Linked DNA regions of Mus musculus: all the other regions are linked to region 1. The links are chromatin loops, found by intact Hi-C in ENCODE. Cell type or tissue: gastrocnemius. All regions are shown on one strand. Region 1 overlaps Mturn (maturin, neural progenitor differentiation regulator homolog (Xenopus)). Region 2 overlaps Gm34358 (a long non-coding RNA gene). Region 3 holds the start of Ggct (gamma-glutamyl cyclotransferase). Region 4 overlaps Gm38539 (a long non-coding RNA gene). Region 5 has its middle 67 kb from the start of Nod1. Region 6 has its middle 54 kb from the start of Nod1.

Evidence for each region. A loop is a pair of places that touch in the nucleus more often than their neighbours do. Peaks named below come from ENCODE experiments on the same cell type or tissue, not always from the same donor. Only the 100,000 strongest peaks of a DNase experiment are listed, where the experiment ranks them.
Region 2: a loop joins it to region 1, with 2.6 times the contacts of the local background. A loop is called at or near these places in 23 of 42 quality-filtered maps.
Region 3: it touches region 1 in a loop (3-fold over the local background); 18 of 42 quality-filtered maps call a loop at or near these places.
Region 4: a loop joins it to region 1, with 2.5 times the contacts of the local background. A loop is called at or near these places in 22 of 42 quality-filtered maps.
Region 5: a loop joins it to region 1, with 2.3 times the contacts of the local background. A loop is called at or near these places in 18 of 42 quality-filtered maps.
Region 6: it touches region 1 in a loop (2.7-fold over the local background); 19 of 42 quality-filtered maps call a loop at or near these places.

What each region holds. Positions count from the first base shown.
Region 1 is chr6:54,703,032-54,708,031 of GRCm38, forward strand. Mturn (maturin, neural progenitor differentiation regulator homolog (Xenopus)) reads left to right here. Exons shown (of 3, transcript NM_001289740.1): 3 at 1-824. Among named protein-coding and RNA genes, the nearest start is that of Mturn, 24 kb to the left of the region's middle. In gastrocnemius, a CTCF peak has its summit at 2,419 (motif pointing right); DNase peaks (open chromatin) are centred at 2,053 and 2,492; H3K4me3 peaks cover 490 bases; H3K27ac peaks cover 340 bases.
Region 2 is chr6:55,164,817-55,169,816 of GRCm38, forward strand. Gm34358 (a long non-coding RNA gene) reads left to right here. Exons shown (of 3, transcript XR_377703.2): 2 at 1,022-1,184; 3 at 1,995-2,378. Among named protein-coding and RNA genes, the nearest start is that of Inmt, 7.7 kb to the right of the region's middle. In gastrocnemius, a CTCF peak has its summit at 2,445 (motif pointing left); DNase peaks (open chromatin) are centred at 1,629, 2,208 and 2,446.
Region 3 is chr6:54,989,876-54,994,875 of GRCm38, forward strand. Ggct (gamma-glutamyl cyclotransferase) reads right to left here and starts at 2,992. Exons shown (of 4, transcript NM_026637.3): 1 at 2,820-2,992. The coding sequence starts at 2,960. RefSeq lists an enhancer at 3,207-3,236 and a cis regulatory region at 3,217-3,226. In gastrocnemius, CTCF peaks have their summits at 2,919 (motif pointing left) and 3,273; a DNase peak (open chromatin) is centred at 3,074; H3K4me3 peaks cover 1,492 bases; H3K27ac peaks cover 1,595 bases.
Region 4 is chr6:55,002,908-55,007,907 of GRCm38, forward strand. Gm38539 (a long non-coding RNA gene) reads left to right here. Exons shown (of 2, transcript XR_869119.1): 2 at 874-1,091. Among named protein-coding and RNA genes, the nearest start is that of Gm38539, 3.3 kb to the left of the region's middle. In gastrocnemius, no CTCF peak of the experiment used is centred here; no DNase peak of the experiment used is centred here.
Region 5 is chr6:54,902,652-54,907,651 of GRCm38, forward strand. No RefSeq gene overlaps it. Among named protein-coding and RNA genes, the nearest start is that of Nod1, 67 kb to the right of the region's middle. In gastrocnemius, no CTCF peak of the experiment used is centred here; no DNase peak of the experiment used is centred here; H3K27ac peaks cover 2,750 bases.
Region 6 is chr6:54,915,837-54,920,836 of GRCm38, forward strand. No RefSeq gene overlaps it. Among named protein-coding and RNA genes, the nearest start is that of Nod1, 54 kb to the right of the region's middle. In gastrocnemius, a CTCF peak has its summit at 1,878 (motif pointing right); a DNase peak (open chromatin) is centred at 1,890.

The DNA.
Region 1 (5,000 bases):
CAAGTCACTTTGGTTTGATGGTAGCTAGCGAGATGTGAGAAGCTGAGGTCTTTTAGGTTTCGTACAGAGTAGGTTTTGTACAGAGTAGCTGTAAAACTTGCTGGGACGCTGGCAGCCTGTGGTCCACGGCCATGACCTGGAGCATTTCCTGTTAGAAACCCCATTCACCACACTGCAGGCTGAGAGGTTCCGAGCAGTCAAAGGTGTGTCCCAAGCTACATAGGAATTCACGTCCAGTTTGATTAGGACTGTGTTCAAGTCGTCTGGTATTGGGGGAAAGCTGACAGTGTGCGCTTCATAAACAACCTTTCCCTGGGCTTTCCTTTTTGTATCTCAAGGTTCTACCTTAACCAGAACCTTTTGAACTGGCAGAGACCAACGCTCTATACACATGCCAGCTGTCTAAAAGGCACTAAAATAAATATTCAGTGCTGGGCAAATCCGAACCCAGCTTTCAGACCAGTGCTTATTTGTGTACAAGTGAGATTTCTCCAGAGAAGCAAATCAGAAGGAACAAAAGCAAGGGACTTTGTTGTTTGTTTCTGTTTTTTATTTTTATTTTTAGACAGTGAGTTTTTCCTGTGTGATGTGTGTGCTTTCTTTGAGTCTGTATTTCCTTTCAGAGAGCTCTCTTGTAAATGACAAACTGTGAAATGGGTTGCCAAAAACTGTGTCCTTTGTTAGATGCTTCAGAGGGAACTGTGTAAATTCTCTCTGCACCTTGTCCCATCTGCTTCCTCCTCCCTCCCATGAGAGCAAGGACCACATCCAAGGATGTAATTACCATACGCTTGCTATTAAAGAGCCTTCCAGCCCTGGTGCTATTTGTCGTCTTTACTCTTTTCACAGATTCGGGTTACAGAACACTGTGTGTGATTTATAAAGGAAAAGCCAGGGCACTGGGGCGGGAGGGAGCCGTTACATCAAAGGTGGGATTGAAGATTGGTAATTCACGCGTTTGGGAACTAAATGCTCTCTGGCTAGTGTTTAGCAATTTGTCACCTCCCTTTAAACTAGTACTGGTTTCATATGGGAGAGTTTCTTTCTGCAAACCTAGTGAGGAATGCTTTGTGCCACAATTAACAATCTCTATCCTGCACTCGGCACCTTGCTCTCAGCTGCCTTGATTCACTAGACAAAGGCATGTCAGAAGGAGCCCTGAAAGCTGACAGCCAAGTCTCATTCTTTATTTAAAGATCCAGTCTCTCGCTTCCAGTGAGGGGGTCTCTAAACTCGAAAACGGCTTAGCAGCCCCAGCTTGAGGCTGTGGTGTTTAATGTCATTGGAGGTCCTTGGTCTTGACCGAAGATTCCAAGTCCAGAGGAAAGCTGTGTGTGCACATTCTAAGGTCCTCTGGTCAAAAACTGGCTCCAGAAGGGCCATGGAGACAGATTTTTATCATGAGAAAATTCCTGTTTCTATGACTTGATCACACAGGCTCGGCCTTACTCATCTCTCCTCTCTCCGCCCTTAATCTCTGAAATCATCTGGCAGGAGGAAGGTTCTGGCCTAGACAGGTCCCTCCTTGACAGTCTGTATGGCGCTACTCACCACCGCCCCCTCCCCCAGCTTCCCACCATCCTTTTGATTTCTCATGGGTAAGAGTAAGCGTGGGGACCTCATTTCTGATTTCCCTTGGGGGAGGAGCATCAGTAGAACACCTGCACAGCCCTGCTGTAGAGGAGGGAGTGCCACAAGGTCCCATAAAGCAGTGATGGTGACCCGCCGGCCATGCTTTCCCAGGATCCCCTTTCCAGGGAAGATCCACAGCTGTGTATTAGCTCAAACGCTTGGAGGTGTCCTCCTGCCTTGCCGAATACCCCTTCTCTTTATAGTAAATCACAGGATTCAAACTGCAGCAAAGATGGTAGGACGGGGTTCCTAGCGTAATAAACACTCTTGTTTCCATTGTGAAGTCAGCCAGGTGTGGTGGGTACCTCAATATCCTCAGGGCTTGCTGAGCACACATGGGTGGATTCACAACATGAGGGAAAAACAACCCACACCCCAGTATTTGGAGACTCCAAGGCTGGGTATCTAGCCCAGAGTCCTGCTGAGTTAGTCGACCAAGTATTCCTTTGTTTGTCAGGATTAGCCGTCTGGTAGCTTGGAAGCAGGGTTGAAATGCTCCTGGAACCAGCTGATACTTTTCCTTTTGATACCCTAAGAGGCACAAAGCCCCTCCGAGTCTCTAAAGCACCTTGCCCCTTTTTTGGAATGGAAAACAGTGCCGTTTTAAAAATAAAAAATAAAAATAAAAATAAAAATAAAATGGGCAAGCTATGATTAGCAGCCAAAGAAGAAGTGTGAAAAGAACCTAGCATTTTGTTTTCTAGGGAAACAGCCCCAAAGTGGATGTAGATGCCAAAGTGATGTGGGTCCTCCGGGATGTCTTTTAATTGGAAGCCTCTAGAGGTCAGCACAGTATAAACAAAGGACTTCCTAAAGCAGAGGCCACACACCCTCCTAACTGGTACAGCCCCAGGGAGCAACCAGCCAGGGTGGGGCAGAAAGGCAGTTGGCACCCAGAGCACAAGAGACGAAAATGTGATTCTTCAGTGCAGCCTGCTAATCTCTGACTCCAGTTATTTTCTGCCCTGTCTTTCTGATCTATCTCTGCGCTCCCTCGACCGTGTATCAAACGGTCTGCCGATTGACAGCTGAAACAACAGCTGGCTTACATCTTGTACTGGGCAGACTCAGCTCAGGACACTTTCTGCTGCTGGTCAGCCTGTGGGATTTGCTACTGTGCCTACACTGCCGCTGTCCATGGGCTTGGAGGAGAACCTAAGACAGGTTGTGTAGAGCCTGCGGGCGAGACAGATGAGGAAGGATCAGATGGGCGTGGCTGACTAAACTGCTGGACACCAGGACTCCAAGCATAAGGTGCAGAGCTTCAGGCAGGGATGCCTCAGGTTTCACAGGACATGTCTCCAGTCCTAAAAGGAAGTGGGCGTCTGGAGTCCCCCGGAAGCTTCCACAGGAATGTTTTCTCCCCTTTTCTGTTGTCTGGTCTGTTTAGGTTTTCCTTGTTCCTGCCTCCCAAGGAAACATAACCTACACCACAGTCAAACGTCATTGAATATGGCTCTTTGGCAGGGACTGGAATACACCCAGGACACAAACATGGAGAAAGGATAGTGACAGAAACATGAAAATATTCCCCAGACTCCCCAGTAAAACATTTTAACACTTTGTAGCTTAGTAACTTGACTTGACTGATTAGATTTCAAGACAATGGCTTTTTGATCCTAATGAGTGTAGACTGCATGGTGTAGTTCCTAGTTCCAGAATAGCCTGGTGACTTTCCAGTCCTTGTTCTCATGAATTAAACAGTGCTAAGTGAGTAGACTCTAGCTGTATGCGCCTATTACACACTAAACCATTTTTGTTTCTGTTTAAAAAAAAAAATACAGGGTCTCACATAGCTCAGCCTGGCTTTCAGCTAGCCTTGTAGCCAAAGGCCTTGGACACTTAAGTCTCCACAGCTTGCCCAATGCTGGGATTGTTACATCCTAAGTTTCTTTTAATTTCGTTCCTTTTCTCAATAGTTTTTGGGTAGGGATGTGTGTGTGTGTGTGTGTGTCTGTCTGTCTGTCTGTCTGTCTGTCTACTGTCTTTTTCAAGATGACGAAACAGAGGCATCGAGCAATTAAGCAATTTTCACAACATCACACAGATCTAAGTGCATAAGGACTGACTTTCAGATCCAGGCCACCTGGCCCTGAGGCTCTGAAGCTCTGAAGCTCTGCCCACTACTCCACTCTCCCCAGTAAGGTGGGTTCTGCCTTCATTCTAAGCATGACTGGATGAGGGGGTGGGAATGGGACAGTGTCCTTTTCATCAGCTCTGCAGGGCCTGAGCACCGGATGGAATGTTGACAATGTTTCATCCTTGCCCTGCCCTTGACCAGAGATTAGGTCTGCTGCTGGACAACATGAAAATAAAGTTTCCAATCTTCAGGCCCTGGCACAGACTAGCAAGCAGCTAGAAGAAAGGGCTTTGAAGAGAATGCTTAGGCCTGGTCAAGGCTAAGGAAACAGCCTGCTTGCCTTCCCTCTGTCCTCCTCATGGCCCTTCACTGGGACATGCAGGTGCTTATTGCCTTTCTTCCTGATGGAGAGCCTTCCCTCCAACTCCCCTGAACATTTGTGCAGCAGAGATCCAACCCCTCAGCCAAAGTACAGAAGCAGGGAGACAAGGCTGCCCTCCAACCTGGGTCAGGTTCCGTGGAGTTCAACACTCACTTGTCAGCCTTCACAGTGTGCCCAGACTTAGCCAGGTGTAGTCCAGCAAGACCTGGCACCTTGCTTCCCCAGTGACAGGAATGCACATTTGTCATTTTAAGCCTTGTGCATCGGCAGTGGGAAGGACCCCATTTCAAACCACATTCTTTTCACCTTTGAGCTGGCTGCATGCAAGGTTCATTTCTACAGATGCCCAGAAAGATGGTTGGGGCTCTGCTTATCTTTCTAATAGGGCCTGGGGATTCCTGGTAAATGACGATGGAGAATGTGCCAAGCCCCCAGCAATGCTTGTCTGGCTCCTGAAACGGTGGCACAGAGAGAGTGGAACTGAGAAGGTGTGCCTAATAAAGCGCCATGGTGACAGGAACATTCTAAGCACCATAAAGCGGGCCAGGTTTTCTGAGCGAACTGTACCACAAAGTTGCAAAGAAAGGTTTCTTTTCTGAGTCTGACTCTTAATTCCCACAGAAATTTGGTCTTTTACATCTTGGCTTCCTCTACTCAGAAAGGTTAAGGAGACACTTGACAGGGATTATAACAGATCCTAAAAACAGAAGCATGTGCTAGGAATGGTTTACAGGACATGCCTTTAAAACCTGACTGCTTAGGAGGCTGAGGCAGGAGGATCACAGTCCAGGCCACACTGGGCTCTGTAATAAGTAATGAGTTCAGAACCAACTTGGACAACTTAGTGAAACCCTAAGTCAAAGAAACTATATAGATGTAGATGTAGATATAGATGATATAGATATA
Region 2 (5,000 bases), 460 kb after region 1:
AGGCTTCCTGGCTGCTGACTGGTCCTTCACAGTGCTTGTGTGGGACTCTGCTTATCCTGTATGCCCCTGGCACAGGTGAATACAATGGGCACTGTCCGTAGTCCCTTGCTCCCAAAGACATTTGGATTCCCTGCACACCTGCCTGTCCTTCCAAGGATCTGTGTGTGGGTTCATTGACTGCCTGGGAGCCAAATGTCTGGACTCTCTAACATCCTCTAGGAAGTGCGTTCTCTGCCCTTGCTGCTTGACTGATCTGTGGTTTTAGAGGCAAGCCATGACTTCTGAAATCAAAAAAGGCACAGTAGTTCTCAGGGTGAGGCTGAACGCAGCAGAGTCGGTTGCTCACCTCCCTCTCTGATTGCAAAGTTCTTAACAAACTAAAAGGTACAACCTTCTTTCCAACACACAGGGCAAGTCAGTTTCCAGACTAACAACAATGCGTAAAATGCAGTTCTCACTTAATTACAGGAGGGGCTTGCTCTGTTTGCAGCACTGTGGCCGAGGCAGTCTCAGTAGATTGATTATGGTAGGATGTATGAATCATCATAAGGTTTTCCAGGTAGTGTTCACCCTAGGAGGTCCCCACCGGTCCTGGCCACTGCACTCTTATCTACCTACCCATGCTTGGGCCTCTGCTACCTCAAAGTATCTCTTCTTCCCACTAGGGTGCCCTGCAGAAAGACACCTTATCTTTCTTGGCTTCTGGCTCTCACCTACCCATTCTCTAAGAGGCATGAGAGTCCCACCCAGTGGGCCATTCTCTACTCCATCCAACCCCGATTCCCTAGTCCCACTGTATTGTGCCCTGTCTCAGCTGACAGTCCCGGAAACTAGCAGGTCAGTACACAGCAGTCCTACCCATCCCTCCTGCCTTGGACCACAGGCCCTTGGCAGGGCTGCCTGCCCCTTTCCCAGCCTTCAACGCCTCACTTAGCTGGTGGTCCTTGATCCCCACCGGCCAATAGGATTCTCCCAGACTCTTGCAATAGGTGGATTTCTTTTCTTTTTTTTTTTTTGTCAGGGGCAGCCCACCACCACACCAATACAGCCTTGTTCCCAACATGGGGATACTGGACTTTAGACCTCAGAGAGGCTTGGTAGTGATCTTTGGACCAGTACTGGCCTGCAGGAGCCTATCTTCATGAAGGCAAGAAGTGGCTCATCTTCTGGATGCATACCTCATGGTAATAGGGGGATCTCCTTAGGACACAACCTTCCCCAGTCTCCCTAGGCATCCCTGCTACTGAAAGTCTCATTTGGTTCTCACCACCCTGCCTGGAAATGATTCTTGAGCTCTGGACCCTGTGCCCCTCAGAAACCCAGTGCTGGTTTTGATCAGGGAGTGGCTAGTGGTGACTTCTCACTGCCGGCAGGTGGTCTGACCTTTACAGCCACCTAGGGAAGGGTTCTGGGTACATCTTGTGGCAAATGTGCTTTGAGCCCCGGGTAGCCTGCATCTCTCCACTGAGTCAGAGCTCAGTGCCTGTCCTTTGTGCTTGTCAACAAATGCTAGAGTCACCAGAGAAAAAGAACCCACCATAAAAAAATGTCCCCATCAGACTGACCTACAGGTAAGCCTATGTTGCATTTCCTTGAGTAATGATTGACACGGGAGGGTCCAGCCCACTGTGGGTGGTCCCATCTCTGGGCAGGTGGTCCTGAGTGGTACAAGAAAGCAGGCCAAGTAAGCCATGGGAGACAAGCCAGTAAGCTGCATTCCTCCATGGTTTCTGTTTCAGTCTGTGCTTCCTGGTTCCTGCTTTGAGTTCTTGCACTGACTTCCTTTCATGGTAGACTCTAAACTTTTTTTTTTTTTTGCTGATCTGTTCTACAAAGGTTGTGGGCTATATCTGGAGAATTCCGTGGCATCTGTACTTTCTAAAACTTTCGAGGACTCCCAGTTAGCAAATCTGTTAGCTGGACTCTCAGACTGGGCTGCCTGCATTGCCCTTAGTGATTCCTGCACGCCCCATCTCCCCTTCTCTTGCCTGCAGGCAGAAGGGAAAGAGGAGTGTCCTACATGCTGTATGCGCTCTCAAAGAAGCCTGTGCCTACTGGACGGCATCAGTGGCCAGTGCAGACACTGAACTGGGATAGCTGGCCCAAACCATCCTGCTTGGTGCTGCCCACCTCAAGAGACTCCACCCACCAGCCATCCTATCCTGTATCTCCAACCCTACTGGACTTGCACCAACTCAAGCCTCAGCTTCCTCTCCTGCCATCCCGAGGCCCCGTTGATGCAGAGTCTGGGACCACACAGACATGGAGCAAGTCCTGACTTCAGAGAGACCTTGCCTGTTGAAGGTTGCTTTTCTCTTTTGTTGTTTGTTTGTGTTTGCCTGAGAGGGCAGGAAATAGATACTTCAAGATGTCAAAAAGTTGAGCAAACCACCCTCTTCTCCTCAGAACGCCTGAGTTCTGCTGATACTTTGCCCTACACTGCCCTCTCGTGGCCATATGGAATCATTGCAGCTTCACATTGCTGTAGCTCTAAAGCAAGGACCAGGGACCAAACTTGGTTTGTCCTTGTCACAGGAAGGAGGACTCCCTTGATGGGGAGAGGACTCCCTTGCTATTGCTCTCTAACCCAAGCCTCATGATCACCTCTCACACAATGAACACATTTAGGGAACACTTGGTTTTAGCAGTAGCGGGGGCTGCCCTTTTCCAGGTCTTGGCTGCTGGCCTGGTCCTTCTCATTACTTACTGTTTCTGTTCAGTGCTCAGAAGTGGAGCATGGGTTAGAGAAGGGAAGAGGAGTTCCGTGTAGTGAGGTAATTCAGGTAGGTGTCTGTACCGGTTAGGTTTTTTTGGTCAACCTGACACAAGCTAGAGTCATTTGAGAAGATGCCTCCACCAGACTGGCCTATGGGTGAGCCTAAAGGGCTTTCTTGACTGATAATTTATGTGGGTGGCACCGCTCCTGGGAAAATGGAACCAGATGATGTAAGAAAGAAGGCAGGGCAAACCTCCACAGTTTCTGCTCCATTTCCTGTCTCCAGACTTCTGCCCTATTAACTACGACAGAAATTGGAACTAGGGTGGGGGCATTGTAACAAACCTGACTTTTAGGGAGAATTGTGCTTTCATTTGAACTTCGGGCTGGACAAGCCATTGAGTGCTCAGAACTCAGTGGGCTGTTCTCTAGGCTTGTGGGGGCTACAAATGCGGAGAGCAGTGCAGATGGTGGAGGCCTGGCTAGTGACGTTTAGAGAGAAGCAAAGAGCTATCGGAGCCATTGAGTGATATTTTGCATTTAGTCCTGTGGCTCTTGGCAGCTAGGGCTAAGAGTGATATTTTGCATTTAGATCTGTGGCTCTAGTCAGCTAGAGCTGAAGAATCAGCTGTGGTGAATGTTAGCTTACAGGTGATTCCACCAGGCTCTCCTCTGGGACCTAGCAACGGCTTACACCTGCTGCTAGTGCCAGCTGTGCCACTTATAAAAGGACTGCCCGCTACCCAAGCCCCACCTCCTGTTCTCAGGGGAGTTCTTTCTCCCCCTTTCTGTCCTCAGAGCCCCTTCCTCTCCCTCTTTACCCCATCTCTCTCTGCCCTCATGGCTCTCTTGCTGCTCTACTCCTTCTCCAGGTCCTCACCCCTCTCCCACCCCCCCACCCCCCAATTCCCCTTTTATACCAGATCTGTTGCAGAGTTTTCGCATGGAGTTCTGATCACTCAGGGGTCCTGAGCATTAATTACTCAGGGAGACACCTTGGCATGGGATTGTCAGGTACCCCCTCGGCCCTTTGTACCTCATAACAGTTAACAGCAGACCAGAATGACCAGGGCAAACCTTTGCTTTGCTGGAGACGCAATCGATGCTGGTTAAGAAGTTAGCAGCAAGTAAGAAGAGACCAGCATCACTGAGATAAAATCCTGTGGGACTTATTTCCCTAGGGTCAGCACAAAGAAGCTGTGGTCCAGAGGAAGTTGAGGCTGTGTCTCATACTAGTAGTTGAACTTGGTAATGTGTAGAAGCCTCTCAGGTGGTTCTGGTTTTAAAAGTATGAAGGGGTCATGGAGCGAAGCTGAGGTTTGACACCATGAAAGGCCAGTAGAGGTTATTGGTGAGTGTGCAGACTGTTGATGTAGAAGCCACAGAACTAAAGGTGTCATGAAGAGAAGTTGGGGCTTGGCACCATGTGGCAGGGTCAGAGTCCCCAAAGAGCCCAAGAAAGGCTATTACTGAAGGTACAACCATGTGCAGTGGAGGGTCCATGATTCACCAAAGAATGACATCCCAGATTCAAATAGCATGTAAACGCAGAGTGTTTACTCTGCACAAGCCCAGCACGCTGGGGGCTCCCATTACCAGAATAGAGAGACAGCCAAGTGAGCTTCCAGGCCTGATTTAAAGCACAGTAGGGAATTCCGGGGTAGGTGAGCTCTATGTTAATCTGTTGGGACCATGTCTATGGGCATTCCATTACCAGGGAGTGGGGGGGGGGGCTGGAAACTTACTGGGGAAGTCTGGGAACTGTTACTGAGAAAGTCTGGGAACTGCTGCTGACCCATTGTCCTTGCCTCAGATCAAGTCGAGGGGCCTGGACTTACCTGAAATTGCCCAGTTCTTGGAAACAGAGATTTAGGCCTAGTCTCCTTAGCTGCCCATTCGAAGCCTGCCATGGAATCAGCCCAGCCTTCACTAGAACTATGGGATGACCACCAAGGCCGAGAGCAGCTGTGCACTGGAGCCAGCTAGGGCTTAAGAGACAAGAATACTGTTCTTCTATTGTAGGGCTTTCAAGGACCTTAAGACAGGGAGAAATCTACATAGTTTAAAGTGATTGGCATTTTGCTGGGGCAGTCTCTCAGCTAGTGTCTAGCATCTGACACAACCCAAATAGCATCTCTGCCATTCTGTCTCTCCATGTGTTTCTTCTTCCTTTTTTTTTTTTTCAGATTTATTTTATGTATGTGAAGACACTGCCGTTGTCTTCAGACACACCAGAAGAGGGCATCAGATCCCATTACATATGGTTGTGAGCCCCCATGTGGGA
Region 3 (5,000 bases), 290 kb after region 1:
CTTGCTTTCTCTCTCTTTTTCTTTCTTTCTCTCTGCAAATGACGTCTCAGTCTACTTAAATGCACATGTATTTCTACTTAGACTTGCTGAATGATGGTTACACAGGGGTTATGATATACTTTTATATCTGTAGAGTATCTTACCTGCAAATCACTGGATTTGCCCTAAGGGGTCTGGCATGTGTGTGAGCATTAATCTTCATGAACTGTACCAATTTCTTTCCAGGAACCTAAGAGCAGCTAAGACTTACTGAGTATTTATTGTGTGCTATCACAGTAGCTATTACTTTACCCAGACCAATGTTTTGCTACAGCTTAGAAAGATTAAGCCTCTTCTTCTCTAAGATCTCACAACTAACAAGCGACAGAGACACCTTTCTAATTTAGCTTCTGCCATTACTGATGGGCAATCAGGGCTGAGGGGCCTTGCCTTGTGTGGTCTAGGAAGATGTCCTCCCATCTCTCTAGGGCTTAGTTTCCTCAGCAGCAAAATACAAAAGGATGGGCTCAATGACAGTGTTGTCAGTCCCTTCTGGTGGATATTATTCCTGTCACCTATGTTTGCTCAGAAACCTTGGTTGATACTTCAGGGAAAACACTGATCCACACGACAAGGCGCTTCACGCAGCAAACTGGATATTCCAGTATCAGGAGATCTGATCAAATCCACACCAGAGACTGGCAGCCTCCTGCTAAAGGCAGCAGGCTGTGTCATTCCGTCCGCTTCAATGGCTCAATGCTCGTGTGTAACGTAGGTAGCTACCAGTCCAGATCAGCTCTTTCTTCTGATTTAGGGTTGACCTGATCTCCTCATCTCTGCCAATCCCACCTCTACTCCCCATTTTGAAATGTCTGGGTTTCTTGGGATTCAGCTTAGGCCTTTTTTGAATTTATCCAGGTGCCCAGAATAGTCCCACTACCTCCAGCAGCTTCCAATACCATCGGATGCTTCAGCTACCTTTAAAACCATCCCACATCTCTATTCTGAGGCTCAAAAGCTCTTAGATCTGGGACGAGCACACAGTTAGGGCTGATCTCTTCATCTCTTTGCCAATGTTCACAAATATTTACTGTTCATGTGCTTGTCTGGAAAGCATCTTAAACTTAATTTAGTACAAAGTTAGTTTATAATTTTTACCGCCAAACCTGATTCTCCTCTGTGAACATTATCACCATCACCTACTTGGTTGTTCAAAAACTGTGTCATATTTGATATACCTTCCCTACACACACAGACACAGACACACAATCATCAAGCCTTATGATGTTATCTTCTGAGTATTACTCTACCTTCCCTGTCACCACCCTATTAGATCATGGTGGCATTATCTCTGACATGAATGTGGCAAGATCGTAACTGGGCTTCCAATAACTTGCCCTATTTGCAGAGTAACCAGAATGAGCTTTCAAATACATAAATCTCATCGTCTGCTTTCATCCTGTAAGACACTCCACTCACAGCATGCAACAGACTGTCCAAAGTTCTCTGTGGTCATGTTAGGATATGACACTTTCTTATCTTTCCAGCCCTCATGCCACATCTCCCTGTAGACTCCAACCACTTCCTTTATCTCCTGTCCTTTGAACAAGCTACCCTCCCTGACAGTTTTTTGCTCTCCTCATCTCCCTTCAGGTCTCAGCTTAAAAGTTATATCCAGGAAGGCTTTCCTGAGCACCTAGGTCAGGTCCTCTGGTCATATATTCTGTTGCACCTTGCAAGTCCTCTTTTAAGGCTAACCACAGCTATAATTTATCATTTATGTGGTATTTCTTTCCTGTACTTCACGTACTTGAACTCCAATCCTACACTCTTTGGAGTTTTAGATAGAGTACAGAGCGTGACTCCCACTTCTGAAACTTGAAAGGCTAGGAGCTAGTTATCAGATCATCTTGCTTGCTAAGTAAGGACGTGGATTCATGGTGAGATTTAGCCAATCAGGGCACCTCGCAGGGGCTCTCAATTAGTGCTGGTGTTTAAGATCATTAGGGACTCCACTCTAGGCTTCAGGAATTGCAGAACTGTGGCAAAGCAGCAGTCAGGAGTCAGTTCCATATTGTGCTTACTAGTTGAGGAAAGGTGTGGCCAGTTTCCAGAGCAGGGATGGCCCTCTCCTGTAATGCTGGTTGTGTATACACACACACACACACACACACACACACACACACACACACACACACACACACACACACAGTAGTCCACCTGTTTACTCAATCTTTCAGGTGAATCCATGAGCTCTCTAACAGCCTTCCAACACCCCTCCCCATTCTCCTTTCTGAAATCAGCTGGTTTCTGTTGCCTGAAATCAAGAATTGACAAGGTTATCAAAGTTGGCTAAAATTATTAAGGGCCCTACACACAATCAGATTGTACACCAGAAAGGTCCTCCAAATAGCTAGGCTGCTCAGTCATCCTTGTAACCCCAGCACTGAGTGCCAGAAGAATACGTATTAAAGAGGAAATGAACTATGGTCAAGAACACATTTTATCACAGTTAAAAGCTTATTGGGCTACTCTACTGAGGGAACGAACATTGCTATCAGTATTGAAGACACGGTTCCAGGTCTCAAGGCCAGGACGCTAAGATCCGAAGGAAAGGACAGGCAGAATTTCACAGAACTGTGGGATAGATAAGGTACGCACAGGACAGAAAGCAGCTAGTTCTCGACTAAGAAGCACCTATTAAAGGCATCTTACGGGATGCTCATAACCGGTGGAAAAGGGCAGCCAGTGGAGGGTTGCGAACTCCGACGGTGGCTAGAGGTTCCCGGCAGGAGTCGCAGCTAGCCCGCTCTCCAGGTCGCCCGCACAACGGCACTGACCTGCAGGCGCGCCACGCAGCAGAACACGGCCGAGGGGTTTCGCAGGTGGATCCTCTCGGTCAGGAGATTGCTGCCGTAGGCGAAGTACAGGAATGTCTCCCCCTCCTGGCCCGCATGGCCCTCACAGTCGGAGCTCGCCATGTCCACTTATCCACGCCAGCAGCGTCAAGCACAGAGAAGCCGGACTAGCGCTGCTAAAAAGAGCAGTGCGCCGCCACCCACGCGGTAGTGCAGAGCGGCGGGCGGAGCCGCACAGAGAGCGCGCTGAGGATTGGCTGCCGGCTTGCCGGCGTGAGCTAACTACCAGGATTGGCCTGTCTACAGCTCCTCCCGCCCACTGACGTCGCTTTTCTATTGGATGCATCCCTCGGATGTACGGCCCCCTGCCTGAGGCGCCGCTGATTGGCGAGTCTAACGGACAGCCCGAGAGTGGCTACTGGCGACTGTGTTTTCCCCACCTGGCGGCGATTGCCCAGGTCAACCAGTGGTGCGGTAGGCTCTGCGCCTGGTATAGAGGAGACAAGTCTCAAATTGCTGTCGGCCTAGCCTGGATCTTGCGGCAGTTCTCCTGCCTCAGCCTTCCTGGAATGGGAAGGCTGATCCTACAAGTTTTCTTAGGATCACTACCTGAAGTTGCCTCACTGCATACCAGGGTAGTCTTTCTCCCACGTTCAGATCCGGACATGCCATTTGCTAGCCAGTTGACTCTGTTCATCGTTGCAATCTATTTCCTCTTTTTAAAATAGAACGACACAAAACACCCATGTTGTTGCTCTTGAAATGAAGATAGGAGAGCAAACTGAAGGTCTAGAGCAATGACTGCCGTTGGCCCTCAGAAATTAATCTAAATTCAACTCCACACTGACAGGTGCCAGAATTCCTGGAGAAATGACTGAATCTTAGGTCAAAGCTGGGAGTGAAAATTACCTCTTGAAAGAACAATAATCCAGAAAATGAGAACCCCAAGATGAACAAGGTCATTCCTAAAAGACCATTCACTAGACAAAGCGAGAACAACTTAAGGAGCAGAACGACTGGAAACTCTAAAATGATCCCTAAATGTATGTCATTCCCTTCAGGAAGTAAACCAAATTAAAACAGAGAAGAGAACCATATTGCCATGCCATCAGTGGCTAACACTTCATCACTTTTAAAAAGTGGGTATTTAAGAAAATGAGTGTTCTGCCTTTCTAGTACCAACTGTATTTTTGAAAACCAAATAGCTGATGAGGAAGCAATTCTTTGCTTTTTTAAAAAAAAGTATACTGGCTAAATGCAGGAAATGGGGGTACTGGGATTAGAACATCTGTCTCTGGTGCAACCAAACTTCCCGTCAGGAGCATCAGGTCACAGGGATGTTTATAGAGTCTCAGTTATCCCCCAAGGCTCACTGCTAGTCATTGGACAGGAAGACCATGATTATTTGGGAAACCTGACCTCTCTCACCTGATAGCCAGTCAATCTGGTCACCAATAAAAGAAGACTATCCTGACACAGTCAGAAAGCAACATGAAGCTGGGCATTGTGGACTGCACCTTTAATACCATCACTCGAGAGGCAGAGGCAGGCAGTTCTCTGTGAGTTCAAGGCCAGCCTGGCCTAGAGAGTAAGTTCCAAGATAGCCAGGGCTGTTATACAGAGAAACCTTGTTTTGAAAAACAACAACAACAATAATAACAACAACATGAAGCAACACGAAGCCCCCACATCTGTGAACTACAATTTACAAAGGATTTTTAGCCTCAAAAAAAAAAGCCTTTTATCTTTTATATCACCCTCTTCCAGAAACCATTCATGTATAAGAACAAATGGCAATAGAAGAAAACAGTGAAGAACACCTTGAACTTATCTCTTACATTGTTGTGATTAAAAATAAAAGGTAAGGCTGGGGCCAGCTACATGGATCTGGAGGTAAAGCACTTGCTACCAAGCCTGCAGACAGTTACATCTCCAGTACCCATAAGGTAGGAAAAACCCAGCTCCTGCAGGTCTCCTCTGACCCCTACGTGCATACACACACACACTCTCTCTCTCTCTCTCTCTCTCTCACACACACACACATACATACATACACACACATACACACACACACATACATACACACACATACACACACATACATACACACACACATACACACACACACACATACACGCACACACACACAATAGGTAAGCATAT
Region 4 (5,000 bases), 300 kb after region 1:
TGTAGTTTGGGTACTTTTGAAGATTTTTGTCTGCTTTTATTACACAAACACACACACACACACATACACACACAGTGGGGAAGGGGATATAGTTCAGTAATAGAGTACAAGGTACTAGGTTCTATCTCCAGACAATAAATAAGTAAAAACCATTAAAATACAGGTATTTGTGGCTGGAGAGATGGCTCAGCAGTTAAGAGCACTGGCTGCTCTTCCAGAGGACCTGGGTTCAATTCCCCGCACCCACATAGCAGCTCACAACTGTCTGTAACTCCAGTTCCAGGGGATCTGATACCCTCACATAGACATACATGCAAGCAAAACACCAATGCAGATAAAATAAAAATAAACAGACCTTTAAAAAGAAAATACAGGTATCACATTTACAATAAGACTTTTTCCCAGAATTTTGTGTCTGCTCTGTTGTCAAGTAGATAAAAGGAGGGCGATGACTGAAGCAAGTGCTCTGAGAGAAACCCACCCAGGGAACACATTCCCAAGGGTAGTGTCACGGAACATGTCAATCAGATAATCAGGCTGGATCCAGTCAGCCCTGCTCTACAGAGGACTGAGTCTTCATCTAGAGAGGCCACCGTTGCTGTGACTACAGGAGCCAGACTTTTCCAGGCAGCTTTAGGAGAGAACCACAGTCTATCTCTTATAGATCCTGCTGCTAACCTTCCCAGTTACTTCCAGAAGGTTCTGAAAGAACCATTTAGCATTCTGTGTGTCATTTCCTGGAGCGTTTGTGCTGGCTAGCTTTTTGTCAACTTGACACATGCTAGAGTCATCTTGGAAGAGAGAGCCTCAACTGAGAATTGCTGCTATCAGATTGGCCTGTGGACAAGCGTATGAGGTATTTTCTTAATTTAGGACTGATGTGGGAGGGCCCAGACCACTGTGATCATGGGGTATATAGGAAACCACCTGAACAAGCAATGTGGAACGAGCCAGTCAGCAATGTCTCTCCACAACGTCTGCACCAGTTCCTGCCTTCAGCTTCCTGCCTTGAATTCCTGCCCTGACTGACTTCCCTCAGTGATCAACTGGGATTAGACCATGGCCGCTAAATAAACCCTTTCTCCTAAGCAGTTGTTGGTCATGTTGTTTATAGCAAGAATTCAAAACAAACTAGGACAATATCGTCAGACTGAGACAGACGTACCAGGATTGATGACTGATATGGCAAGGTCGCTCAGAACATAACACCAATATATCTATTTCTTAGCTCTATGTTTATGGTATTTACAATGTTTTAAATTCAGTTCTCCACAATGAGACCAATTACAATGTTTGATAACTTCAAAAGTTCATAGGAAACCAGTTGAAATAAAAATATAAAGGGAAAGGTGTTGTCTATTGTCTATTGCTGACAACTGCACCGTGAAGCAGACTTACTTCAGTGGAGATTCCAATTTTTTTCCTTGAGTATTGACCTCATTTTTCTAGAAAGGACTTGAAACTCAGTCAGTTGTTAACATCATGTATAATGATAGTTATAACAGTTAGCTATGAACCTAGAGTTCATGTAACGCCTCCATTAAAGGAATTTTAGAATGAGGTCTGGTTTAAGCCTTAGGTAATGTTTTGATTTCTTTGTTTTTGAAGTTAGAAACTATGCTTGAGTTCTCTGTTTAATTAATATGCTGTCAGTCTAACAACTTTTAATTAATAATTAACTACTCTCAGAAACATATGCACTCAAGTTGACTATTTAAAAACCAAAACAACAACCTTTGAAGGTTTCTAACTTTATAATTTAGCTGACCCAGTATTGTTGGCCATCACTTTTAAAAAATTGTTTTTTTTTCTGCATTATTTTCTACCTTCACCTGAACACACCTTGTGATCATAAAGCTACCAAAATGTGGCTTGCTTTTTGTGTGTTAACATCTTACTAGTGCAGCAGTCTGCAGACAGTGTATTGAGTAGCTCAGTAGCAGGATAAATGGCTCACAAAAGTAGCAATGACCCCAGGGAGAACCAGATGAGTTCTACATGTGGAGAAGAAACTGGCTCAAGTGCATTATCCCAGAGCCTCCTGAAAGTGACGTCTTTATGCCCTCAGACTGGGCCCAGGTAACCCTAGCCTTTGGAAATCAGAGGCCAGAAGACTATGGACTATGTAATGACTTCCAGCCAACTTGATACCCTGAGCTACATATGGAAACCTGGTCTTAACAATAAAACAAAAACCGTGCAGATGTTTTATTTGCTTTGCTCTCCTTCACAGTGGTAGAGGCAAAACCTTCCTGTGATTTAGCTATTTCACACCTCGGGTATGTCTCTAAACAGACTGAAAATAACAAGTGTATGCAAATCTCCATAGCAGCCCCACTTGAAGCAGTGAGAGGTCCAAATGACTACACAGGACAAATAAACGATGCGTTTTCATATAGGACTCGTATTTGGCCAGAAAGAGAAACAAAGTGCTTATAAATGCTAAAGTGTCGATAAAGGCAATGCATTGCTATTTAAAAGAAGCAGTGGCTGAAAGTGACTTATTAGATGATTCCAATAATGACCTATCCAGATAGGTAAACCTTCAGAAACAGAAAGCTGATTAGGAGAAGGAAGGATGCCATTAACTACTTAGTGAGTGTGGACTTTAATTTGGGGGTCACAAACATGTTTGGGAACAGGAACGCAGCGATAGATGAATGGTGTGGGTGTGTTAATTGACACGGAGCTGTGTATTTAAAATGGTTAATAGCATGCCATATAAATTTCATCTCAATAAAGACAAGCATCAGAAACCTTCCTTAGTATTTATGAGTCAGAGGAGAAGGCTTGTGGAAACTTGAACACTGATAGTCTTTGATTTCAAGTGGGGTGGGGGATTTAAAAGACTTGATGTGATTCATAGACAGGTCACTCTCTTCCTGTGTATACTGTACTCAGCAAGTGAGAGGTTCTTAGTTTTGAAATGGATGGTTCTAGAAGCCTCACCCCAACACAAAAGTTCTTGGTGGGCATTGTTGGGGAAAAAAATTATTCATTGCCAATGTGTTTGATTCATGGTTGGCTGAAATTGAAAATGTGGAAGCCATAGTAGGCCACTCAGATATGAGAGGCCAGGTACCACCAGGGTAGAAAATGCTTTTGTGGGAGACACACCTGCCTAGAGTCATTCATTCATGGTAAGTATTCAGATTGTGAATAATCACTCACTAGAGTCTCAAATTATCCAAACAATTGATAACCTGCAGTAATGTGTTAGGTAGAAAGGGAAGAGTTGAAAATCTCTGTTTGGTTTGCCCTGGCTCTGCCAGTGGTGGGGAACATTTTAGCACAAGGCTGAATCAGAAATGTTGATGGGTTTTCTGGTTGCATGCCTTGTAGTCCGTTTGAAACTATAGCAGCACTATTATAAAAATGCTCATCAACTTCTGTTAGGCTTTTGGGGGACCCCACTTTTCTCTCTTTACTCCTTTGTATTTCCTTTATGATTGTCAAATCATTTACAAGAGGAAAAGAGTAAGTTGGACAACTTCATGGCAAAGCCCTAATTAGCAAGGAGCACACCTAATTAGCATAGGACACACATAATTAACATGAACAACACAGGCAGGTCTTGCCAGGCTGGTTGAATTTTGAGACACACTAGGGCTCCTTCATTAAAACATTCAGGTGAGTGTCAATATTGATCCTCCTGTCTTGCTTCAAATAAGAGGTCCTTCTGAATTCCAATTACCACAGCCTATTGACTTAGCAAGCTTGGCCCCTCGTGTAAGGTAATTTTCTGTGCTGTCAAGCAGTTAAGAATTTTCTCAGCATACTTAATCACTAGTGAATTGATAGTGACAAATTAGATTATTGCTCTTTGCTGTCCCAAGTCCTCTTGCCATTTTGGATTAGTGTGTGTGGTGTCTGATGGTTGAGCACACTGGTTTGGTGTGGAGCAGGGTGCAGGATGCAGTTTCTCAACTAAGAGTCGGGTAAAAAGGTTAAAGGTAGTAAAGACACTTGAAAAAAGAAAATCATGATGCTGTTGTGGAGCCCTGGGGCTTCCTGGCAGCAGGTGAGTTACCAGGGACATCTCCAGCTCTGAAGAGACTGTTATTAAGGAAGACTGTCTTTCACCTAGTTTTAAAATAACAAAAGATAAGGCAGAAAATAATATGTTTTTCTCCAATTTCATCAATTCTATAAAAGTAATCTCTTACTGGGCAGTGGTGGTGCATGCCTTTAATCCCAGCACTTGGGAGGCAGAGGCAGGCAGATGTCTGAGTTCGAGGCCAGCCTGGTCTACAGAGTGAGTTCCAGGACAGCCAGGGATACACAGAGAAACTCTGTCTTGAAAAAACAAAACAAAAAAAGTAATCTCTTTAGTAGAGTTGTTTTACATCTAGTTTCACCAACCTGTTACAACACAGATAAACTCAAAGACTTAAAATCCAACAAAATATTGACAAGTCCCATATAAACAAACCGAAGAGACTGTGACTGTGACTGCCCCGCCAGGAAGGACAATGGTGGGAAAGGAGAACTGTGCCCTGCCATGCCAGCAGGGTGCTGGAACCATGGTCCCGACAGGTTTGGAGTGTCTCCTGAAATTCATGCTAGGAGCCTGGAAAGCCTGGGTCAGCCAGAAGGGGAACCGACTTGTCTCACGGGAAGGAATCTCACACAGTTCTGACAACCTGTCAGAACTTCTTCAAGGGAAGACTTGGAGTGGAGACAGTGATGGTGGGACCACACCTTGGCCAGAGCTGCACAATTCTACATACATACCTCTGCCCAATATTTCACTTAAACTTCACATCAAGAGTCCAGAGATGGACTTGGGTGCATTATTATCTGCTGTAATGAAATACCCCTTTGTCCATGACCAAAAAAAAAAAAAAAAAAAGGAGGGGGGGACAAAGTGTTTCTTTTATTTCACAGTCAGAGGGTACAGTGGGTCACAGTGGGAAGCCATGGCGGTGGGAGCTGGAGGTCACATTGCATCTGCCATCAGGAAGCAGAGAGCAAAGGATGTGGTTGTCAACTCCCTCTCT
Region 5 (5,000 bases), 200 kb after region 1:
GCATGACCTAAAGGCTCCATAACACACAGGCATGAACACACCCCTCCCACTTCCTTCTCTAGCCCTTCTGTCACCTGCCCTCACTTGCCTTCCTGTTATGGGCTCTTCTGCCTATAACACTTCCTCCTCAGCATCCTTGTTTGGTTTGGCATGATTGTCACCTAATGGAGACACTCTTTAACCATCCAATGAAAACACCAAACATCGCCAGGCACGTAGTTGTCACTCAGTAAGCTAAACAATAGTAATACCAACATTGGCCTTGTGAAAGGAGAGGCTGTGGTATAAGAGAAACTACTGTTTTGGATGCTCAAGCAACCTTTCATGTAGTTTTATTCAACTAATATTTGATCCAGGATTTTTTTACACTACCCATATGAAATGTCATCTGATCTATAGTTTTTCATTGTTGCATTCTTTTTTGTTTTTGTTGCTAGAAAATTGGGCAGGAGGTGCTCATTAAGAGCCTTGGGAACTGTTCCTTGGTTTATTTTAAAAGTTTAAACAGACTACTAGAAATGTCCTTCTGTGTACTGGTTAGCCTACATGTCACAGATTGTGCCTTGCCTGAAAAGAGGCCATGCCAAGATATGAATCAGACTATTCTGGGAGTGTGCGTGAGATTTATTACAGCAGGTATGGGCCAGTTTCTTCTCTTGGGAGGCAGGGAGAGTTCCTGGGGGTGGTAGCTAGTGTCTGCAAATGGAGGTAGAGAGTCTCAGAAGCAAGCAGATGAGCCTCGTAGTGTATGTGTTCCCACGCCAGCAGCTCGTGCTACAGTAGTTTCAAAAGAAGGATTTTGTGAATTTGAGGTTAGGCTGTGTGCTTGTTTTCTTTCTGTAGCTGTGATAAGAAACCCAACAAAAGTGTGTTAGGAAAGAAGGGGTTTATTTCAACTTACAATTTCAGTTACAGCCAGTCACTGTGGGCAAGTCAAGGCAAGAACTTCAAACAGCTAGTTACATCCCAGCTATGGTCGAGAGCAGCTCCCCAGTGCAGGGGTTCCGGGAATGTGCAGCCATGCCCTCGCTTCTGTGCACGCACAGGTGCTAGGGATCCTATCATCCTTCTGATTGACCTTTATAGTTGATTAGACTTTATGAATGTTTGAAAAATATGTGCGATTTTTAATGTTTACTTAGCTACAGATAAGTAACATTCCTTAATTATTTGCTGTATATTATGTTTTGTAATCTGTTGTCTTATTCCATGTAATTATCATTCATCTCTTTTGACTTTTTTAAAAGATTTATTTGTTCCATATATTTGAGTACATTGTTCCTCTCTTCAGACACACCAGAAGAGGGCATCAGACAAGCCATCATGTGGTTGCTGGGAATTGAACTCAGGACCTCTGGAAGAGCAGTCAGTGCTCTTGACCCCTGAGCCATTTCTCCAGCCCCCCTTTGACTTTTAAAGACTGTTCCATGTTAACAGATGCCTGTCGTTTCAGATCTGGAAGCTGAGGTAGGTTTGAGAGTCTGAGGCCTACTTGGGCTATACAGTGAGATCCTGTCTCTAAAAGAAAAAAAAAATTAGCCCAAAATTTACCTACTTTATTCATTTATGGCCAATATATGTTGCTGCCTAGCTGTCTGGGTAGAGTCAATATCTTCACTAATGTAACAATGTTTTATGGTCTTCTAATTATTTCTGCTGTGTAGCAAAGCACCTCAGACTTAGTGATTTCAGTGACAGTGGTCTTTGTGTTATTTCCACATTGGGCTACAGGCTGCTTGCTCATCTTTTCTCCTTGCACTTCAGTTGGAGCTGGGTGATGTACAGGTTCAGGTGGGAGTTGCCTGAGCCTTCACTCTTGTCTGCTGGTTGATGTTGGTGGTCAGTGTGAACCTCACTCAGCGGGATTTCTTTGCCAGAACACCTACTGTGAAGATTACTGGTATTAACTTGATAGACTCTAGAATCACTTCTGGGTGGCATGCCTCCGGGGAAATACCTTGATTATGTTCATCGATGAAGGAAGACCCACTCACTGTGGGCAGCACCACTCCTTGGCTGGGATCCTGGACTACATATGTAAAGAAAAGAAAGGGCTGAACAGCAGCAAGAACTAAGTCCCCTCTGTTCCTGACTGTGAGGCTCTGTGCCCAGCTGTCACAAATCCTGCTACCTTGATTCCTCAGTCATGAGAGACTATAACTCAGACCTGTCAGCCAAAATGAACCCTTCCACCCTTAATCTCCTTGTTAGAGCATTTTATCACAGCAAAGAGAAAAGAAACTAAGACATGTCCCAGTAACGTCTGAGTGGCAGCTTCCTAACTGCAGAGACTGTGCTCAGTGAGGTTCTCCCAAGAGAACAAGGCAACAGTGCTTGGGTTTTATGCTCTCAGCTCACAAGTCACACACAGTCACTTCCACTCTATCAGGTTAGTGGCAAGGACACAAAGGTCCTCCTAGGTTCACAGGAGGAAGACAGCCCACCAAACAAGAAGGGGTGTACAGAGTTAACCTATTAACAAAGCATGTGAGGTGGGGTAGATCAGGGACCCTCTTTGAACATGTCAGGTAGGGTGGAACATTGCCTCTCGTTACAGCTATAAGGTAGGTAGACCAGTTATCCCTCTTTGGAAAGGACAGTTGAACATACCTAAAAATTGAAAATGAGTTAGTTACAACAGCATGATGCATGTATTAAGGTTGATTGGCAAGGAAATGAAGAGGCCTGCTCTACATAGTTAATTCTAAACACACACACACACTAAGTCATAGTACTAAGTACTATGTCAGAGCCAAGAAATTCTTACTTCCCACATCCCTGATTTTTCCTTTCCAACATTATCTCTGTCTTTCCCCTGGTCTTACATCCTTTGATGCTGCCAATTCATACAGCAGGTTACAAACTGTGCACACCTGGAGTGTCATCAAGAGAAACTGAAGCTTTGCCTCATTCTGCACAGTGGGACAGATGCTTGAAGTTCTAGCCATCTGGTCAGGTACATTCCATCTGCAGCGACCATCCTGAAGGCTTTTTGTCTCCTTCCCAAACAGATGGGTCCATAGTTTTTGTAGCTCTTTCTGTGACCAGTTCTCCCTGGGCTCTGCCAGATCTGTAATACTTAAAAGAAAATACCGCCATATAGCTCCGCCTTTTTTGAATGGTAGCCACAAGGAGAGATGTGTGTTCCAGCAATCAATATCCTGGGGACAGGTGTGGTGGGTTCCTCAGCCCTGTCAAGGTCCTGATTTCTGCAGATTATGCCACCAGCGTGAGAGAAGCTTTTGCTATACGTAAGTTGTTTCATCCTCACGAGTCTGTTTCTTTCAAGGGTCATTCATCCTTACTGTGTTTGGACTACTTCATTTACCCTTTACTGGGGTAACAAAGTACTCTGAAATTTTAGTGCCTTCAAACCACAACCAGTCGTAATTGGCTCCTGATTATGTAGGTCAGAAATCTGGGCTCTCTCATATACTTGTTTGTGCAGTTACAACTCCATGGATCCAGAGTCTAGCTGTTCTGTAGCTCCTTGGCAGGTGCTGGCTGCTGGCTGGACCACATGCTTCTAGCTTGCTTGCCTGAGCTCGTTCATGTGATAGTGGAAGAGTTCCCAGGAGCAAGAGAGGACAAGCCCTGCTCTGCAAATACTTACGGAGCTGCTCTGGCTTAATGCGCACAACTGCTCCATAGCCCTGACACATCACACAGGCTAGAGGGATACAGGATTTATGGGGCCATTTCCTGCTACAATCTATTGTGCATGTGACAAGTATACAAAGTAGGCACTTGGTTCACATTTGCATAGCAGCTTAATTGCACATTTGGTCATAAAGTCCAGATGTAAGGCTGTTTTCATATCCTCCTGAATCAATTGAAAATGTTTCAGAGGGAGGGCAGGAGTGGGTAAGTACTATGTCATAGACACAATCTTATACTTAAACATGTCATACAGGAGTCTCACTATATAGCCGCGGTCTGGTTTTGAAGTTTTGATCCTGCTTCAGCCTCTGAGTAAGATGGGGTTGTAGATGTATGTATACCTCAGTGTCCCACTTCCGAATCAACTGAATCAGTAGTGGGCATAATAAAGGTCCAGTTATCTTTTAATTACTTTTTCAGGTCTGGGTATGAGACTAAGCTATTTACCAATTATCATGGTTGGGGTGTGGCTTTCCTCCCAACCCCGTGGAAGGTGGAGCTGTCACGAAGTTCAGGCCCTTTAAGAGTCGAGGTCCACGAGGAGATCCATAGGTCACTGGGACACACCCTTGGAAAGGGTTAGGATGGGTCTCATTGGATTCCTGAGTTATTTCTCAAAAGAAGGTTATAAAGTTGGGTGTGAAAGTGCATGCCTGAGATTCAAAAGTAGAGGCTGGAAAGTCTAGCATTCAAGGTCATTCTTAACTACAGTGGGAGTTGCTTGAGTAGCTTGAGGCCAGCCTGGGATACTTGGGAGCCTATTTCAAACAAAAAACCAAGCAAAACTTTGCAATGAGAGAAGCCTGGCTATTGGGAGGGGATGGGAACTTAGCAAGAAGAATGTAGGTGAAAAAGATGAGTCTTGGCTACATTATGTACCCAACCCCTTCCCCCTCCTCTGTCACCATAAGGTGAACAGCTGCACCCCTAGAAATGTTCTGCTTCGGGTGCCCAGAAACAGGCTCCAGGACCATGAATTCCAACTGTGAGCCAAAAGAAACCTCCCCTCCTATGTTTGGTCCTTCGTCACAGCTATGGAAAGCTAACACAGGAGGATGTGAAAATTAATCTGCCTCTACATTACCTAATGAGAGTTTTCTCAGATAGCCACTCCTGTTCTGACATATGAATTATCTGACATGGGGACTGTCTTCGTTGAGGTTTTATCACTATGATGAAACACCCTGACCAAAATGCAAGTTGGAAAGGAAAGAATTTATCTGGCTTATACTTCCATATTGATGTTCATCATCAAAGGAAGTCAGGACGGGAATTCAATTGGGTCAGGAGCCTGAAGGAGCCTGAAGGCAGGAGCTGATGCAGAGGCCATAGAGGAGTGC
Region 6 (5,000 bases), 210 kb after region 1:
GGGTGGTAGGAAGCTTAGATCTGACTGTGGTCCTTTGGAACTGAAACAGAATTACAGCATATCACGTGGCTAAAATGTGCCATGGGGGAGGAGATTAGAGAAGATGTACCGGAAGTCAGTTTATGATGAAGATGTGCGAATCACTGGACTACTTGGGGCAGGCACAAGAGTTTGTTGGCTACTAATGAGTCCTCTTGGCTGGTTGTGTTGGCCTATACCTGTATTCCCAGAACCCCAGAGGCTAAGACAGAAGGATCATAAAGTTGAGCCCAGTATAGTGAGACCTTAGACCCTTCCTAGTAAGCAAGCACATCACAGTAGCAGGAATCAGAGCCTTACACGTCACCTAATGAAACACTTGATTGAACATCTAAATGCCACAGCAGGCATCTGGCCCATCCTGCGGGTTTAGTAGCTTGTGAACTTGCTTTTCCTGTACCCAGGCTGCTGGTGGTGACGTCACATGTAAGGCCAGCTGGCCACCTGTGCAGTGGAAGGAAGTCAATTTCCAGGAGTTAGCCCAGCCACTTCCTCCTTCTTGTTCCAGTCTCATCTCCCTCCTCCAGGTTCTCATATCTTTGTATTACAGGCAGGAGTCAGAGCTACAGTGTTATGAGTGGGAGAAAGAAGTGCTAGAAAGAGAACCACTTGCTGATAAACAGAAGCGAACTTCAGCCATGGATTCTGATATGGAAAGCCTCTTGTCTGTCCAGCCCATGCCCTGCTGTCTTAGTCAGGGTTTCTATTCCTGCACAAACATCATGACCAAGAAGCAAGTTGGGGAGGAAAGGGTTTATTCTTAAGCTTAAACCTCCAAACTGCTGTTCATCACTAAAGGATGTCAGGACTGGAACTCAAGCAAGTCAGGAGGCAGGAGCTGATACAAAGGCCATGGAGGGATGTTACTTGCTGGCTTGCTTCCCCTGGCTTGCTCAGCTTGCTTGCTTATAGAACCCAAGACTACCAGCCCAGAGATAATACCACCCACAAGGGGCCTTTCCCCTTGATCACTAATTGAGAAAATGCCTTACAGCTGGATCTCATGGAGGCACTTCCTCAACTGAAGCTCCTTTCTCTGTGATAACTCCAGCCTGTGTCAAGTTAACATATACAACCAGCCAGTACACCTGCTTTCCTGGATACGAGGCCCCTTTACAAAATAAAGAAGACAGTTACAGATATGGATGCTGGTTCATCCCTCAGCACTTAGCATTGCACGTGGCCTCTTGTGTCTGGGCTGTGTGAAGGGGTGGTGTTGTCTTGGCTATATACTTAAGGTTGGGAAGGGTAGCACAGGACATCTCTGCTTCTGCCTGCCCTAACTCCTGCTTCCACTGAGGCAGCACCAGAGGAAAACAGACTGATGAGGTAATGGGAGTCGCTGTTTCTGGGGCCCTAACTGCGCATGGATACTGGGTAAGAGCTTTATATTAATTTATTTAACCTGCTTGCTCAAATAACCCTACAGGAGGAGCATTATTTAACCAGCCTGCTTACAGATGGGAAACTCAACAACAGAAAAGCTAAGTCACTTGTATAAGGTCACACAGCTGCCAGAAGCCCTGGGATTTGAACCCTCAGCACTAGTGAATGACTGACCAAGTCATCTTTTAATGAGTTCTTAGCCAGTTCTCTGCGTGTATTGCTGTCTTTGACGTGATGGATAAATGGAATTAAGATAGTTTCTTTTTATTTAGCACAGTTTGCTTTGGTCTGAGTTTCATGGCTTAGCAGGTAAAAGTGCTTACAAGTGACGACTGGAGTTTGATGTCTGGAACCCAACATGCAAACCAGATGCAGTTGTATACGTCTGTAGTCCCAGTACCCTACTGTGAGATGTAGGAGAACCAAAGAGAAGCCTGTCAGTTCTCTGGCCTGAAGAGGGCAGCACAGCAGCAGAAACAAAAGAAACCCTGTCTCAAGGTGGATGGAGACCATGGAGCCTGACCTCCATATGCAAGCCATGGCATGCACATACCCACGTTCACAGGGGGAAATGCACATGTGAGCATGGGCGGGCACACACCAAGTAAATAATTTTATTTTAAGAAATGAGAGAGTGAAATAGTGCACCTGTCACCAGGGACCCGGTACAGTTGGCTCTTTGAGGTCCTCCTGTAATGAAAGTCACAGACACACACCCCATGTGACTGCAGCTCTAGAATGTACCTGCTGACTTCCATCTACCCAGTCTCCTGGCTGGAGGATGGAGGATGGAGGATGCAGTTGTTGGTTATCGCACTCTTCCTGCCCACGATGCTATCCCATGGTGCTCCCCGGACACAACGCTCACTGATGCCCTTCAGCCTGACTCCAGTGTCCTGGAATGCAGGCATCTTAATTGAAGGAGTAAACGTGAGGTTTCCTGAGAAATACTGGATGCCAAACAGACTCACTGTGCCTTTGCAGAAAAGTCCCTTTCTGCTTGGCCTGCCTGCCCGCACTTAATAGGCAAGGAGTTAGTTAGTTAGTTAGTTAGTTAGTTGCAAAGTAAACTGAAGACTTTGAACTGTGTTCTCACTTCAGCGCCACCAGTGATCAGCTGTGTGGCATTCCCTTGTCACTCTTGCCACCTGATACCAGTTTACTCTCTGGTGGAGTGAGGGTTTGGATCACGTGAGCCTGAAGTCCCAAACAGGATAAGTGTGGTCTTCCACATGTGCCCAGGTCCCATCCTGACAGTTTGCTTGCTTCATCATAAGCCTGTCCTGGCTAACAAGACAATGTGCACAATTGCATCCCTGATTCTCACTGTCCCTGTTCAAGAAGCATTTCCACTCCACGAGGCTGTGCAGGGAAGCAGTTTCCACTGGCCTGGGCTTAGACTGGGCTTCTTCGGGTCGAGTGAACCCACCCAGAGATATGACATGCCTCAGTCAAGGAAGAGTCCAACCCCTGCATACTTCCCACCATCACACGCAGGCCTCCTTACAACGGGAGCCACTCTTTGGGACTGCCAACTCCTCTTGTGGCCATTATTGCCACCACCAGTGAACAATCTTCAGACATGCACATCTGGGGCATGGGCAGTGTTTGGACAGTGTCTAGGCTGAAGGGCAGGGCCACAGAGCTTTCCTCTTCCATGGAAATGCCCTTGGTTATTATATTACACTGTTCTCTGGTTTTCTGTCTTTCTAAATCATTCCTCACACCCGTAACTTGGGTGACAATGAAATAAAATTGCATAATAGGAAGAGTTCTGCCTCGACCATCCCGCTCCAAAGAAATAACTTTAAGGATTTTCTTTTTTTGTTTGTTTGTTTTTTCGAGACAGGGTTTCTCTGTATAGCTCTGGCTGTCCTGGAACTCACTTTGTAAACCAGGCTGGCCTCGAACTCAGAAATCCGCCTGCCTCTGCCTCCCAACTGCTGGGATTAAAGGCATGCGCCACCACGCCTGGCTCTTTAAGGATTTTCAATTCTACCAAAACATTGCTATCATCACCAGCACTACAGTCAGTCTGGAAGCATGAATGTCTAATCACTAGAATGTAATTAAGCGAAAAATTAAATTAAATTAAATTCTCAAATTTGTAGAACACAACTGGTAGTTATTAAGAGCATGAGAATGTGAGAGAAATGTTTTATTAAAAAAGAACTGCAGACATAGTGTGTGTTTACACACACCTTTTAATCCCAGCATTTGGAAGGCAGAAGCAAGCAGATCTCAGTGAGGTCTATTCTACATAGTGAGTTGCAGGCCAGTCAGAGTTACATAAAAATATCTGCAGACACACAGTGTGATTGCAACAGTGAGAGGGGTGTTTGAGGGTCAGTGAGGTTCTGTGGCTAAGGACATTTTCCAACAAGCCTGGTGAGTCTTGGTGCCTACACGGTGGAAGGCAAGAACCAACTCCTAAAGTTGCTTTCTGACCTCCAGATACATACTGTGGCATGCATGCATGTACTGCTCCCCCAACCCTCTCCCACACACAAATACATTTTTTTAAAAGATTTATTTATTTATTATATGTAAGTACACTGTAGCTGTCTTCAGACACTCCAGAAGAGGGCATCAGATCTCATTACGGGTGGTTGTGAGCCACCATGTGGTTGCTGGGATTTGAACTTTGGTCCTTCGGAAGAGCAGTCGGGTGCTCTTACCCACTGAGCCATCTCACCAGCCCCATTTTTTAATTAAAGATATTTCAGCAAAGTATAAACAATCATTACAAAAAATTAAAGTAGCTGTATTATTACTGTTTTGATTTGGGTATGAAGTATACGCCCAAAGGCTTATATGTATTAGACCCCAATTGGTAGAGCTACCCACTGAGAGGTGTTCGGCTGATGAGGGTTGGAGTGGACCTGAAGCTCAGTGGACTGTTGGGAATGGTGGACACTGGGAACATGGGCCTATTGGAGGAAGTGGATCGCTGAAACCAGCCTACAAAGGGAACGCTAATGCCTCATTCCCTAACTTCTGGGTCTTTCTGCTCCATGGCTATGAGGTAAACAGCCTCTTCTGCCATACATGCCTGCTACCAGAAGCCTAGAGGTACTGATCTGATCAGCCTTGGCCTGAAACCACAGAACCATGAGCCCACATCTCTTCATTAAGCTGTACTTCTGAGGTGTTTGGTCAAAGCAATAGAAAAGGAACACGATTATATGCAGTATTTTTCAATGCTCAACATTATAAGGTTGGTTTTACAACAAAAACAAATGTGCACGGAGGAAGAGAGCAATCAAGGGAAAATCTCAAGGCATTAGACACCAACTCAAAGTAGCCAAGTAATTAAGGGGGGCTGGGACAAACCACAGCTTATTCAGCATTCTCATTTTCTTATTTACAGCCTCGTTCTGTTCTAAATTATCACAGGGAGCCTTTCCAGCACTCAGTGCCTCTGGGAACCTTAAGCTGATTGTGGGTGAGGTTCCTTCCATCTCAGGCGATGAGGTCAGTGTTGGGGTGCTCCCTGACACCCACACAGCTTTGTTACAGGACATGTTTTTACCTGTCTGTGTGAGCATGTCTCGTCCTCCTCTAGAGAGGCAGAG